2 separate regions of the Mus musculus genome follow, and region 2 is linked to region 1. A link is a loop called in an ENCODE intact Hi-C map of the cell type or tissue named here. Cell type or tissue: heart. All regions are shown on one strand. Links, peaks and the distances in the headings refer to the core of each region. The heading gives the core; the rest is flanking DNA. Region 1 overlaps Efhd2 (EF hand domain containing 2). Region 2 overlaps Fhad1 (forkhead-associated (FHA) phosphopeptide binding domain 1).

What was found. A loop is a pair of places that touch in the nucleus more often than their neighbours do. Peaks named below come from ENCODE experiments on the same cell type or tissue, not always from the same donor. Only the 100,000 strongest peaks of a DNase experiment are listed, where the experiment ranks them.
Region 2: it touches region 1 in a loop (2.3-fold over the local background); 1 of 42 quality-filtered maps calls a loop at or near these places.

Annotation. Positions count from the first base shown.
Region 1 is chr4:141,856,306-141,859,211 of GRCm38, reverse strand. Efhd2 (EF hand domain containing 2) reads left to right here. Exons shown (of 4, transcript NM_025994.3): 4 at 1-1,070. Gm35034 (a long non-coding RNA gene) reads right to left here. Exons shown (of 3, transcript XR_003955163.1): 2 at 1,433-1,571; 3 at 1,096-1,281. Among named protein-coding and RNA genes, the nearest start is that of Gm35034, 9.3 kb to the right of the region's middle. In heart, for the core only: a CTCF peak has its summit at 1,623 (motif pointing left); DNase peaks (open chromatin) are centred at 461 and 1,681; H3K27ac peaks cover 512 bases.
Region 2 is chr4:141,912,511-141,915,416 of GRCm38, reverse strand. The region is part of intron 24 of Fhad1 (forkhead-associated (FHA) phosphopeptide binding domain 1); the gene reads left to right. Gm42338 (a long non-coding RNA gene) reads right to left here. Exons shown (of 3, transcript XR_881551.2): 3 at 1-2,019. Among named protein-coding and RNA genes, the nearest start is that of Gm42338, 4.1 kb to the right of the region's middle. In heart, for the core only: no CTCF peak of the experiment used is centred there; DNase peaks (open chromatin) are centred at 1,156, 1,636 and 2,016; H3K27ac peaks cover 1,380 bases.

The DNA of each region.
Region 1 (2,906 bases), core at 138-2,637:
CCCAGCCAGGCAGGGTGAAGGCCACTGTGCGAATCTACCTCACAGGCTACACTCTGCCAGGCATGCCTTGGGGATGTGAGTGATAGGGTTCCGAGGGGAGGGGCAGAAATGTCACCCTCTGACAGCCTACCCCCGCAGCAAGCTGAGGGTCCCAAGGGGCTGTGGAGAGAGGGGTGGGGTCCCTAAGGGATTGGCCTTTTCAGGGTGGACCTCAGCACTCTGCCTTGACTCCCCAAGGAGTGCCTGACGTGTTTATGTTCACTGGCAGTAGGACTCGGGGCCGGCACCCCTTTCACACTCTCCTTCCTTGGGTTTGTCACCCGTGATGGCACCAGCCTGTCGTGCCCACCCGTAGACTCGCATGGGGACTCCCCAGGCCACAGTGAAACCCGTGCCGTTCCTCTATAGCTCCATGTGCTTGCTCACGTGTGTGTATGTGCGTGTCCGTTGCTGTGTTGTGAAACTGTGACGTCACCCAGTCTAAGTGAATGGCCACCGGGGCCACCGTTATGCAATGTTCAGCGTGTCACTGCTTGTGAAGCTCGATAACTCTTTATTTTACTACAATGTCCCCAGAGTCCCTGGGACCCCTGTGGGACTTGCAAAGGTTTTATTTTTTCGGTCTTAGAACCTATGAGAATCGGAGGGGCCGAGCCAAGCCCAGCCCAGCCCAGCTGCCGTGGCCTTGGCTTGCGTTTGCCTCAGCGGATATGTTTATACAGATGAATATAAATTCTCTTTACTTTTGGCTGTTTGCATTTTATTTTTGGTTCCCCCTCTCAGTACCTCCCAAAAAAAGAAAAAAAGAAAAAAACTACTTCTTCATTCGGTGGTACGATTATTTTTTTTAACTAAAATGAGATAAAATTCTATATTCTTATGTGTGTGTGGTTTTTGATGACTAACTAGAAACAAAGGTGGACAGGATCAGGATGAGGTCGCTGGATCTGGGCCGTCACATCAGGAGCCTGGGGAGGAAGGCACTCCTGCTGGAGAGCTCTGTCCCTTAGCATCTACAAACACTCCTGATCTAAGCACTACCTGTATTAAACTCATTTCATCCTTAAAGGAGCTTGCCGAAGGAGCACTGTTTTTGAATTCCTTTTAATGATAAGAACAGGGAGGCCTGAAGGTCTTCGGGTACACAGACCGATTGGGGCAGCAGGATTCGGCTCGAGCCTTCTTCATAAGGCCACCTGCCTTGAGATTTCACAGAGACTGTCGGAATGATGGTCAGAACAGATGTGGTACACACCTGCTGTCATCCTGGCCTTCCAGGGGCTGAGGTGAGAGGAAGGAGAGTTCAAACCTCGTTGGCCTGGACTATGCCACAAGCCCCAGTCTAATAGAAACTATAGCAAAGTATTATGGGTACAGAGGTTCAGGATCAGTGAGCCCCGCCCCCAACCCTGGCACGCACACAGATACCCACCATCCTCAATGCCCTTGGAGTGCTGGAGCAGCTGCAGTGGTGAGATCAGCCGCTGCCTGTGTGGGGCCCATGGCATCCCAGTCTTCATTTGCTGGACTGAACTGGGATCTCCAGGTCTTTCTAGACTTGTGGTTACAGCCTAAACCAAGTGGGGGAAGTTTCTGATTTGTCTGGATGCTGCTGCCCCCGTGCGGCCAGGAGTGGAACTGCAGCTTCCGATGGCGCTTTGCACCTTGAGCTTTGTCAGTTCAGCCCTGCCTGGGAAGGGCAATGTTCTGGGGGGAGGCATATATCCTGGGGTACACCATTCCTCACGTGCTACCCAATACCTGACGTACTACCACCCACCACTAACATTTTAAGCCAGGCATCTCCCGTCAGTATCTTTTTGCGGGGGGGTCACTGCACACAGTGGCGAAGCGATGCAAGTGAGTTTAGCAATGAAACTCCGATCAGCACAACTTCACCAGTTCTGGGCCAAAACCTCTGGAGTCTGATGCCATGGGATTTGCTTTTTGTATATTTTTAACACAGTAAAACTTCGGCGGGGGGAGGAGTTCCCACATGGCAACTGCCCCAACAAAGCTTTAGGCAGGGCTACATCGAAATTCCTTTGCTAATAAGTACATCTCTAGAAAGATCACCTTGTGGCCCTTCCACAAGAATGAGTTCGACTGACTGAGAAACAGTGTTCAGGAGTCAGTCTAGGGGATTCGATTTTGAAAACCTGCAGGTTTAGCAACTGTGTTTTTTCTAGTGCTTTTCTGTGACCGAGTACCCTCCACACTCATCCACTAGGGATTCTCAAACTGGCTCGTCCAGGAGTTCTCAACCATCTTAATGCTGTGACTCTTTAATGCAGTTCCTCATTGGGGGTCAATGTGGTGACCCCCCCTCCCCAACCAGAAAATTATTTCGTCGCTACTCCATAACTAATTCTCCTCCTGTTAGAAATCCTAATGTAACTATCTGCTATGGAGGATATCTGATATGCAACCCTTGTAAAAGGGTCGTTTGACCCCCGTGGAAGGGCCGGGAGAACCACCGTGCTAGTCAGGCAGATTGCAGAAGGGGAACAAGATGAAAAGGACCCCCGCTTCCATTCACGCCACAGCTGGCCTGGCGCTGAGCGTGGGCGGAGAGCCCTCAGACTCCTAGGCCAGCAGGCTGACTTTCTGGTGCCAGAGCCTCAGCTATTGGGGACCTCAACCTTAGTCTGCCAACACCCCACCCACTCAGAGGCCGGCAGAGAAAGCCAGCGGAGAAATGAGGTGGTTTCAAGTGACCCAGTTCCCAAGAGAAACCGCTCCAGAAACCATCCGACGAGCATGGTCTGGTGGCACGTGTCTGTAAGGCCGACGCTGAGGAGTCAGAGATGGGAAAATCGGGAGTGTTGAGACCAGCCAGGGCGCCATGGACCCATACTGGAAATAGGAGCCAACTCCACCAAGTTGTCCTTTGTCCTCTATATGTA
Region 2 (2,906 bases), core at 290-2,789, 56 kb before region 1:
TTATCGACCTTGAGATAGAGTCCCTCCCTGAACCTAGAGAACTCCTTCCCCACCAGCTCTGGGGTACACACAACCATGCTTAACTTTTTCAAATGGCTGCCGGGAATCCAAAGTCCCTAATGCTTGCAGAAGTGCTTGAGCAGATGTTCTTAACCACTGAGCCGTCACCCCAGCCCACTCCATTCAATGGCATCTTCTCCAACTGAGTCCGTAAACGTCCACTTTGTCCCCGTGAGTGGCTGCGTAGAATTCCATGCTGTGTCCATTTGATCCAGCCGGTCCCCACACGATGGAGAGTTCAGCTCTGTAGAAGCTAAGCTTGGTGTTTCCTCCCAGAAACAAGACTCGGGCTCAAAACATATTTACAAATCCCTTGGCCATACAGCTAGGCTCTTCTCTGACAAGATCATCATCACTAAAACAACCCAATTATCTTAACATACATTCTGCCACCTAGTTGGTTACCCGTGCTCAGGTACCCTGGCTCCATCACCTCACATCTTCCTGGGTGGATCTTCCCGTGCCTTGTTCTTTCCCAGAATTCTTTCTGCCTCCTGGGCATCCCACCTTCTATTTCCTGCCTAAGCAAGGGGCCGTAGACTTTTTAATTGACAGGTGACACAAGATGTTCTCTCTACACAGCTGTGTCTCCCTTAACCTGATGCCGTAATTAGTATGGCTGCCACATAGAACTCACGTTTGGCTGTGAAATTGCTGGGGCTTGAGGGCCTTTCTAAACTGCATGGAACAGAAGCAAATGACCTTCCCAGAGAGCCATGCAGTTAATGTGACCCCCCCACAATGCCCCCATACCATGGTGGTCACTTGATAAGGTCTCCCTGTGTGACTGCCCGGAAGTCCCAGGTGCTCATCCAGTGGGAAGCATGCCTGAGTGGCCGGTCAGGTGGTCCTCAAAGCTGATACTCTGCACCCATGCCTGGTACTGTGGCCTGAGCCATCATTCCTAGTAGGCCGACTGTGGTGCACAGTGGTTCCTTGAGGTCTCCGTTTCCTAGAGTTCAGAGCATCCTTTCCATTCACTTTGGGAAACCAGATGCTTCTGGGAAGCATCTGCAGAAGAAACAAAGCCAACTCTGTCAACAAAGACACTGCCCCTGCCAGACAACCAGCGAGCCAGGGCTTCCGGCGGCCCAGATGAAAGGGCTTGAGGTCCAGCCAGCCGTCCCTGGTGTTGAGTGCTGGCCAGAGCACGTAAATAGATGTGCTTTCCCGTTTCTCAGGGCAACCAGAAGGAAGAGTGCAATGACCCAGGTGGGTTGAAAGCTAAGCTGGGTAGGAGATCCAGTTGCTCCTGTTGGACTCCTAAGCCTGCAAAGCAGGACCTGACCCACAGCCAGTATTGAGCACTTACTGTATACCAAACTTTGTGCTACAGACAGAGAAAGGCACACAGGGACCTTACACATACCAGCCCTCCGCCCCCCCCCCCAACCCCTGCCCAGCCACTCCCCATAAGTTTGAATGGTTACTTTTAGTTTCTGTCTCACAGCTGAAGCTGATGGGGGAGGGAGAGCCCAAGATAAAAGGCATTTGGACAGTGGTCCTCATCCAGGCTACTTCCTGTTTCCAAAGCCAGAGAGGGTCAGAGGGCTCAAGAGTTGTATGAGAAAGAATCCGAGTCCTCTCTCAGTAAGAGAGTTCCCAGAGGGGCATGAGGAAGGGTCACGTGGGGCTTCCTCTCCCAGTGCAGGAAAGACTAAGAGTCCGGCCTGGCTGCTGAGCCTCTCCTTCTTCCCCAGTTCAGCATCTCCTATCTGCTTCCATCCAGACGTGGCTCCTTCTGAGACAAACAGATGCCCTCTCCAGCAGATGAATAACAGAACCAAACCCTGAGGTGGACCGGCTTCAGGGCAGTACACCAGAGTAGCTGGGTCTGCTCACTCGCCCGGCAGCCCTGAGCTGGGGACAGGCTCCTCAGGCCTTCAGGACTTTGCACATCTTGAAGACCATTCTGAGAGGATCTGTCTCCACAGGAAGCATCCTTGGCCCTCATGGAGCCTGTGTGCAGGAAGGGAGGAGACAGAAAGAAACAAGTATAGAGTAAAATGTCCCAGGGAGGAGGTGGGGCCACGTGGCCTGTGCAGCCGTTAAGGCGGGACTTAAGATGGCCCCAGCTTGCCTTCTATTGGTGTGATCAACACGCGGATCAAAAACAACTTGAGGAGGAGAGGGTTCATCTTACAGCTTACCATAGTACATCAATGAAGGAAGTCAGGACAGGAACTCCTCCAGGCCAGAACCTACAGGCTAGGACTGAACTAGGGGCCATGGAAGAGTGCTGCTTACCGGCTTGCTTTTCCTGGCTTGCTCACCCTGACTTCTTATATAACCGCAGGACTACCTGTTCCATGGTAGCCCTATATCCCACAGGGGGCTGAGCCCTCCCATATCATTAATAGTAATAATAATAATAATAATAATAATAATAATAATAATATCCAGGCATGGTGGTGCATACCTTTAATCCCAGCACTTGGGAGGCAGAGGCAGGCGGATTTCTGAGTTCGAGGCCAGCCTGGTCTACAGAGTGAGTTCCAGGACAGCCAGGGCTACACAGAGAAACACTGTCTCGAAAAAACAAAAAAAGGAACCCCACAGACCAATCTTTTTTTTTTTTTCTTTTTTGAGTTTTTTTTTTTTTTTTTTTTTTTTTTTTCCGAGACAGGGTTTCTCTGTGTAGCCCTGACTGTCCTGGAACTCACTTTGTAGACCAGGCTGGCCTCGAACTCAGAAATCCACCTGCCTCTGCCTCCCAAGTGCTGGGATTAAAGGTGTGCACCACCCCTGCCCAGCCCCACAGACCAATCTTACAGAGGCATTTTTTTCAGTTAGTTGAGGTTTGCTCTTTTTAGATTAACCATTGCTTGTGTCAGAAACAAAATCCC